Linked DNA regions of Homo sapiens: regions 2 and 3 are each linked to region 1. Evidence: chromatin contacts called from ENCODE Hi-C data. All regions are on one chromosome and are shown on one strand. Each heading gives the region's core, a stretch centred on a gene start or an enhancer-like site at or near the end of the contact. The rest is flanking DNA. Distances are from core to core; before and after follow the strand shown.

Region 1 (2,814 bases), core at 181-2,680:
AGTCCCAGCTACCCGGGAGGCTGAGGCAGGAGAATTGCTTGAACTCAGGAGGCGGAGGTTGCAGTGAGCCAAGATGGAGCCATTACACTCCAGCCTGGGCAACAGAGCAAGACTCCATCTCAAATAACAACCAACCAACCAAAAAAAAACACTGACTCATCACTCAAAATAATGCATATTTGTATGCAGAAGAATAGACAGATAAATGATTTCATAGCAATAGTGTGCTTTTTAAATTAAAAATATTATTTATAATTTCGATTGCCTTTAACAGAATTTAAAAACTGAAGTGGAACTTACAGAATTTCTGAGCTCTAGATACAAATTTATTACCACCTGTGATATAACTTCCAAATCATTTGTCTGAGATTAAGAAAAATATGATGAAAAACATCAAGAGCATAAAGTAAAATTTTAAAACATGTTGCAATTTTTTTCTCGTATGGAGTGGGGTCTGCTGAAAGATGAGAAATAAGCACACAAAGATGTTCCCATATTTCCTCTTCTGATCCAACTTCCCAACGAACTAAAAGCTACCTATCTTGAACTATGCAGTTTTGGTGTTTATACATAGGAAAATATTTTGGAGGCATGGTGGTATGTGGAAATTCCTGTTTCATAAATTAAAGTCATTTGTCAGATTGGCTAAACAGCTATTTACAGAGCATCAGTTCCTTCCAAATTTTTAAGCCATGTTGTTATATGTACATTATCCAAGTTAATGATATGAATTTTCTCTGATTTCTACATTTTCAACTCTTTGTTTTTATTTTAGTGGATTCAAAACCTGCTGTCCTTTTACCATTGTTTTTCAGTTCTGCACTTTAGTAAAAGTCATCCCTTGGGACAAAGTAGGTTTTTTTTTGTTACATTAAGTAGGTTTTTTGTTTGTTTGTTTTGCCTGCTCTATTTTTTTTTTTCTCCAGAAGGTTCATGCCTGTTTCATTTCCTCCATGAATGAGAATGTCTTCTGGTTTCCTCTATTCTTGAATGATAATTTGGCTGTGTATACATTTTCATTCATGCTTTCTTTACTGCTTCACTGTCTTTGTGTGTTGACAGATGCCTTTCATCTTTTACTCCAGCATCTCCAATCAAGCATCTTTGGTTGGATTTTTGACATCAAGTGATTTCTTTCCTTTTTTACAGAAAGGGCTCATGACTTGTATATTCCCTGACTATTTTTTTGGTTGTTGCTGTTTTTGTTTATAAAATGTCTTTCTGTTGCCCTTATGTTTGTTTGACCACCTCAGTTGGGCATAATAATCTTTAGTTACAGTCTTTCCTACTTGCTATGGTTTGCATGTCCCCTTCAAAACTTATGTTGAAATTTAATTGCCATTGTGATGGTATTAAGAGGTGGGACCATTAAGAGGTGATTAGGTCACCAGGGCTCTGCCCTCTTGAATGGATCAATGTTGGTGTCAAGGAAGTGTCCTGTTATTAAAGGGAGTTTGACCCTCTCTTGCTGGCTTGCTCTCATGCTTTCTTGTCCTTCTGCCTTCTGCCATGGGATGACACAGCAAGAAGCCCCTTGCCAGATGTGGGCCTCTCGACCTTGGACTTCTTAGCTTCCAGAACTGTAAGAAATATTTCTTTTCTTTATAAATTACCCAGCTTGTGGTATTCTGTTATAGCAACACAGAACATACTGAGATACTATTGAAGGTTGCTAACATTTGTTCCCCTATCTTCTGATTTCTTTTGACATTGGATTTAGTAGAAGTCTAAGACCAGTCTGACATTTCACCTCTCATTATTTATATACACATATACATGTGCGTGCACACGCACACACACACACACACACACACACAATTTTTTCTGGCTAAAGAATAATTTCTTTACCTACAAAGTTTAAAATTTCGTCTGGACTTTCTTGGTTTAGATTGCTGTAGAAAATGTTCCTAGACTGTAAGGAATCTTTTTGATGATCTGTAATTCAATTCTTCCTTATTTTGCTTGATTATTCTTGGAAGCCTTTTTCTGTCACCTTAGTTGACCTACCTATTTTAGGGACAACGAATTTTTATTTTGCCGGATTTACATTTTTTTTTTCTGCTGTTTCTACCTATTATTGTCTTTGAATCACAGTTATCTAAATATTTTTTCCTGTGTAGAGTCACCATAATTATACTCTTTTTCTTAGTGGTTTGATATTTTATTGTGTCTATTTTTTTCTTGTTGGACATAACTTTGTCTAACTTATTTATTAATTCTGTGATAGTGGCTTTTGCTCCTTAAGTTGCTTCCTTCATTCTGGAATTTAGCTCCCATTTATCATTTTCTTAATGTCCTTCTTTTATAAAATTATGTTCTTATAATCTCCTATAGAAGGGAGAATAAAGTCTTCATGGTGAGTTATCCTCTCATTTTAGATTGTTTCCTTCCAGAATAGATTTCTTATCTGCTTATTTCTTTCTATTATTTTTTCCATATAGAATGTTTTTATAGTTGCCATGCCATTTATTTCTAGGTTTTTTTTTGCATGCTTTACATCAGTAACTCTGTTAGTTGTTTTCAATGCTCATATAGAATACGATCAAATTCTCTTTTATCTACTTCTCTTCTATCTAGAACATTTTAATATTTTCCTCTGAATTTCACTTTAGAGACTGTGGTTGAGTCTGCCTATTTACTCTTAGTCCAAATTTCTCCAAATTGGGGTGGAACATGCAGTATTAAAAATATTCTTAGAAATTGTAAAGTTACTTCTTCCTCTCCATACTGTTAAACTCATCTCAGTTTTCTATTTTTCAGCATAATAAATCTTTTTGTTTGTCTCATCCCCAATTTATAAATTTACAAATGATA
Region 2 (2,814 bases), core at 214-2,713, 150 kb after region 1:
ACAGAGGTGCAACCCTTTGATGTGGTTATGCAACTCACTGGTCTCCACCACTTACTAGACCACTTCTATTTTTGAGTACTATTCTCACAACGTAGACTGTGATTTTTTGGCAAACAAGCACAAAATCCAGGGTTAAAAAAGATAAAATGTATCTAGCATAAAGCATCTTTTAAATGGAAATGCCAAGTTCTTTATAAATTTGAAAAATTTATTCATTACCCGGCTTCTAGGGGAGCCCCTTATTTCCATTTTTTTTGCTGGGGCTATCTGTTTCACCCCACTAGGCTTTCCAAATGGCTGTCCACAGATGCTGAGCCTTTGGTCACCTCCGAGTGGTGTTTGGAAAGAGTACTGGGGAACTGGGCTGCTTTTTGGCCTCCTTGCACACAATTCAAGTCAGAGCTTTTGATCTTAAGGTAATATAGAGCTTGGAAACAAAAAATCTGCATTTAGTTTGGAATATCTGAAAATGATAGTGGTTAGGAAAAAGGATGTTAGGCATGGTTTGTGTGCAGGCTATTATAGGTACTTCCTTTCCAAAAAGGTGATATTTAGTGCTACAAATTAGTTATCATATCAGTATTAGAAGCTTTGTTAGGAATTCCAAATAATACGCAATTGTGATTATACACAAGGTGTTTGCAAGCCCCATCTTGTAGGTATTATTAAGCCACAGAATATTTTATACATTTTAATAATTAATAGTCAAACACCTTGCTAAATACTACTCCTTTTGAGGAGAAGTAGTAGAGAAAGAATACAATTGGCTGTTTATATTTTTGTCTTATTCATAAAGAGAATAAAATTATGTAAAAGTATTTATAAGGAATTTATCATCCCAAATGCATTTTAATAGTTGTAGATAAATACTTCTGTTTTGAGAAGGCTTCAGAGCTGTAACAGAAAATGAAATAAAGGGCTCATGTGGAAAGAACTTTACAGCATGCTGCAACTTGATTGTTCACACTTCAAAGCAATTCTAAGAAAAACTGTAAATAAGGACTAGGCATAAAACTCTGCTGGCACCTGGGAATACTCAGCCCACTGCACAACAGAACAGAATCTGAATTCTGGCAAACAGCCAACCTCTGTGGATAAATCTGGAAAGGCTTAATGTACACTGAAGAACTGATGTACTCAGAAACTATGTGGGTGTACTTAGCTTCATGCCACTTAGAGAACTCATTGACTTCCCTGAATACAAAGTAGATCTGGTCATCATGTGTTACACCAGATTCTAGTACTGCTTGCAAGCCCATAATAAAACCCAGAGTTTATAGGAAGGACTCACCTTTCTCAAGAGATACTTCTCCTACTCTCTCTCCTTTTTAATGCTCATTTGGACTTATTAGACTCTCCAAAGCAGTTCTCATACACTTTAACAAGATGAAGATATACTAGGAAAGGTAATTGGGTGAGCATTACTAAGTGTGAGTCATAAATAGTGTAACAAAGGCTTTGAGTGAGTCATCTGCCTAAGTTACCATAGCTATACCCAACATAACACTGCCTTTCTCTTTGTTAAGTGGACAAACTACCATAACGTCTAACAGTATCAATAGCATGTTTTTTTGAATAGCTCATTTTTAAATATTCTCAGTTGTTTAAGTTTATGTCATATATTTTCCAGATTAAGGCTCTTTGGAACAGAAACCACTGTTATAAAGATAGGCAACAGATCACTTGCGTATTTTAAAACAAGAAATGCACAGACATTGTAGGGATTTGTTTTTTCATGATAGCCTGGTAATAAAAAAGTTTAATACAAAACCTTTCATCTTCAAAGGGATCTGAAAAACGTAATTATTCAACGCAATAGCAAATGTTAGATTTCTATTAAGTTAGCTGAATTTTCCAGTTTCTTTCCTTCCCTCAGCATACATTTTCCTATTGCTGGCTTCACCAGAAAAATAACAGCTTAAAATTTATCCCTAAGCTAAAACCCATTAAATGATTGACACAATCTTAGCTAACATGAAAAGTGACTTATATAAAACCTGGTTTGCTGTTTGGGGGCATATTCTGCTCTCAGCAAATGAATGCACATTTTTCTCCATTGATCAGTGGAAAGAAGTGAATATTCTTCAAACATGAAACTTTCTTATATAGCTAAATATCTTTTGTGCTACTATGAGTCATTCCTGAGCATGTCTTTTATTCCTTTGTGATTTTATCAAAGTTCAGATATTTTTAAAAGATCTTGGAATTTTCTAAATAGGGTTCACGTAATATATTCTCCAGCTATATACTTTTTTTTAAAAGGTATTAGAACGAATTCAGATCCTGACATACCATCTTGTGTTTCACATATGATCAGTCACCTTCTTAAGATGATAACAACTTTGACGTTGCAAATGAACACATTCCCATGTGCTTGAGGCCAAAAAGAGGCAGTCAGTGAAACTAAAAGGAATTGCCTGAATATGACTGTTATTTCTATTTGTTGCTAGGTTCTTATTGGAATCTGTGTTGGTAAATTAATTTGGGGTGCACATATCATAGGGTTGATATTCACTTTGTGTCACCAATATGGCTGTATTTCTTATTGAAATACTGAGAAATTTCTGTATAGATTAGTAGGTAGCTGTTGCTGCAGACCCTGCCAAATGTCTGTCTGTCTTTTCCTGCTGCTCTGGTCCCACACGGGGATTGTCGCTTCTTCTCCTTACTTCAGAAATTGTTAATATCTTTGCACGAGTTTTTTCTTGGGCTCTATTCCTGAGCCAAGACTAGCATCTATTCTGGTTGGTTGTTGTTTACGCTACACATATATTTTAAAAGTCACCTCAGCTTCTGTGTATGGGAAGTGATGGA
Region 3 (2,814 bases), core at 139-2,638, 160 kb before region 1:
GAAGTCATCTTCAGAACTGATCTGCTTCCATCAGACAAATTCCAAACAGTCCAGGCTCCTAGATAAGTTTTCAAGAGAGGTAATGCACTTGATTTCATACCATTTCTGAAATCTCCAAGTGAAAAAAAAATGTTAGTTATGTGTAATGGGGCAAAATGTCATTTGTCTTTTTGGGGAGAATGGTCTGAATGACTGTCATCAGCAACTTTGAAGGCTGTTTTTTTTTTTTTTTTTTTTTTTTTAAATGGAGTCTTGCTCTTGTCGCCCAGGCTGGAGTGCAATGGCACAATTTCTTCTCACTGCAACCTTTGCCTCCTGTGTTCAAGCGATTCTCCTGCTTCAGCCTCCCAGTAGCTAGAATTACTGGCGCCCGCCACAATGCTCAGCTAATATTTGTATTTTTAGTAGAGATTGGGTTTCACCATGTTGGCCAGGCTGGTCTCGAACTCTTGACCTCAGGTGATCCACCTGCCTCGGCCTCCCAAAGTGCTGGGATTACAGGCGTGAGCCACCGCTCCCGGCCGAAGGCTGGCTTTTTTACCATCATTGAAATCAAGTTAGAATGCACTGTCTCTTCATAGGTAACAAGTAAATCTTTGTAATCAATTGGAATAAATTCCAATGAGCTTTTTGAAAAAATGAAATTTCTGGGATATTATTAATGATGCACATAGAAAGACAGTGAATCCAATGCACATTTTCTTCAGTTTTGATAACGTTACTGTGATTCCTCGCTTGTCCAAAAGAATCGAAGAATGAGTTCGTTCTAGCTTTCTACAAATGAATTCTGCATTTCATTCACAATGAAATAAAAGAGCAAAAGTTATCTGAGTATACCACTAAAGTACTATATATCTGTAAATTACTTTACACTTGCTATCCTCGGCTCATCAGATTAAGCTACAATCAGAATGTCTCATTTATAAACGGAAAGTTGATCAGCTTTTTACTTCCGACCACAAGTTTATCTCCCCTCAGATACCACTGATCCAGTGAGGCATTTAGCTTGCCATAGGCCAGGCTGGGGCCAGTACCACGGCATCCGCAAGGGTGCCAACCTTGTTTGCCTGGATGCCTCCAGCAGATTCGCGCAAACTGCAACTGGTTTTACATCAGGAATACTGTTTGACCAAAGAGTAATTTAGGAGCCAGAGATGAAGTGAGTAAACGTTCAACCGAGGGGTCAAGGTTTCAAACGCACACGTTCTCTATCCCACCAGGAAAGTTCGATACTGTAACAGTGTTTTCGTTTTTCCTTGTCCACCCTAAAGGTTTTCGTCAGGATATTCCCAAAGCCTCCGTCGGTCTGGGGGCAGGAGTAGGGAGAAGGGATGAGGTGACTTTTTGGGCGGGGTGGGGGGAACGTCTGGGCAGCCAGGGACCTGCCCATTCACTCCCCTTTCCCAGCCCCGGGAGGGCGCAGCGCCCGGGTGGGGAGCCCGAGCCAGCCCAGGCCGGCTCTGGCCTCCTGACCCAGACAGCGCAGGGCGCGAGGGATCGCGCGGCCGAGCCCGGGTCGCGCCGCTCCCAGCATCGGGGCCGCTAGCCAAGAGTTCGAGGCCTTCCCGATCCGGATGTGATGAAAAAGAGCAACAGAGGGAGAAGTGTTTCAGGATTGTAGGAGTGGAAGAGGGGAAAGAGAGGCAGAGAGGGGGAAGGCCCCCTCGCAGGGGAGCCGGCTGGAGTGAGCTGGCTGGAAAGAGGGGGCGGAGTGCGCGGAGTCAGAGCCGCCACCGCTGCCGCAGTTGCCGCCACTGCGGCGTCTGGGCTGAGCCGGAGGGAGGCGGGAGGACGCGCAGGGGCGGCCGCCGCCGTCGTCAGGCCACCGGGGCGAAAATGCGGCCGCTGCCGGAGGCTCGCTAACTTTCCGGGGCGGAAGAGGAGGAGGAGGAGGAGGAAGGGGCTTGGAGCGACTACGGGGGGATGCGGAGGTAGGTAGTGGTCTCCGGGCGGGGAAGAGGAGGGGTTTGATCCCCATCCCCGGGGTTCTCCCAAACCCGATCTCTCTTTCCAGCCCCTCCCCGCTGGGTCCACCTCGGACCCCTGGGACCCCGCCGCTGTCAACTTGCGCTGTAACAGTTTTCTTCGCAAGTTTCAAATCAAAACTTCCCCGGGGTGGAGTTTGAGGGAGGGAAGTGGAGGGGGAGGGAACGTCCCGCAGGGGTGGTGTGCTCTTCTCTAAAAACATTTTTTTTTTTAATTTTGTATATTTTTCCGCCAGAAGCAGTCAGTTCCCTGCACCCAGCACCTCACAGCCCTTCCTCCGTGCGCCCTGCCGGGCGGCGAGCTAGGCGGCAGCGGCGCGGCGCGGGCTCGGCGGAGCGGCCCATGTCCGGCGCGGGCGAAGCCCTCGCTCCCGGGCCCGTGGGGCCGCAGCGCGTGGCCGAGGCGGGCGGCGGCCAGCTGGGCTCCACAGCCCAGGGTGAGTGCGCGCTTGCAAGTGGCAAGCTTCTTTGTCATTGTTGCATTTTTCAGTTTGCTCACAAGTGCACAGATAGGGGTGGGGGGAGTGCTGTGAGGAGGGGCTCCCACTCGTAGTTGAGAACTTTTGCACAGTTCGCGTTACTCAGGCAAGTTCTTCAGGATCCTTGCCCTAGATCAACAACCGGGTAAGAGGGCGGGAACCGTTGGTCCCTCCACTCCCCCTTCCTTTGGTTGCGAAGAAACAGGATGACAGGATTGCTTCTTTCTTAAGCATATGCATGTTTGGGCCTAAGACTCAATGTGTAGGTTCTGAAGCGCTTCTCCTCTAGGTCTCTTCAGCAGATCCAGGACTGCCGCAGCTCTCTGAACAAGCGTGCACTTACTCCATTT

What was found. Hi-C counts contacts between places; a loop is a spot of excess contacts on that map. Pooled maps may share reads with other maps.
Region 2: a pooled map shows a loop between it and region 1 (3-fold over the local background). The contact joins the promoter of LINC01392 here to the promoter of LINC01393 in region 1. A Hi-C loop is called at or near these places in 2 of 168 maps with a recorded cell type or tissue (PC-3 and PC-9) and 4 of 50 pooled maps.
Region 3: a loop to region 1 is called in a map of heart right ventricle, with 2.2 times the contacts of the local background. The contact joins the promoter of MDFIC here to the promoter of LINC01393 in region 1. A Hi-C loop is called at or near these places in 10 of 168 maps with a recorded cell type or tissue (PC-3, Right ventricle myocardium inferior, ascending aorta and 6 more) and 13 of 50 pooled maps.

The regions. Positions count from the first base shown.
Region 1 is chr7:115,077,528-115,080,341 of GRCh38, forward strand. LINC01393 (long intergenic non-protein coding RNA 1393) reads left to right here and starts at 1,431. Exons shown (of 4, transcript NR_120521.1): 1 at 1,431-1,582.
Region 2 is chr7:115,229,892-115,232,705 of GRCh38, forward strand. LINC01392 (long intergenic non-protein coding RNA 1392) reads right to left here and starts at 1,464. Exons shown (of 5, transcript NR_126407.1): 1 at 1,292-1,464.
Region 3 is chr7:114,920,706-114,923,519 of GRCh38, forward strand. MDFIC (MyoD family inhibitor domain containing) reads left to right here and starts at 1,389. Exons shown (of 5, transcript NM_001166345.3): 1 at 1,389-1,931; 2 at 2,222-2,422. The coding sequence starts at 2,329. RefSeq lists silencers at 1,329-1,468, 1,799-1,848, 1,859-2,038, 2,269-2,408.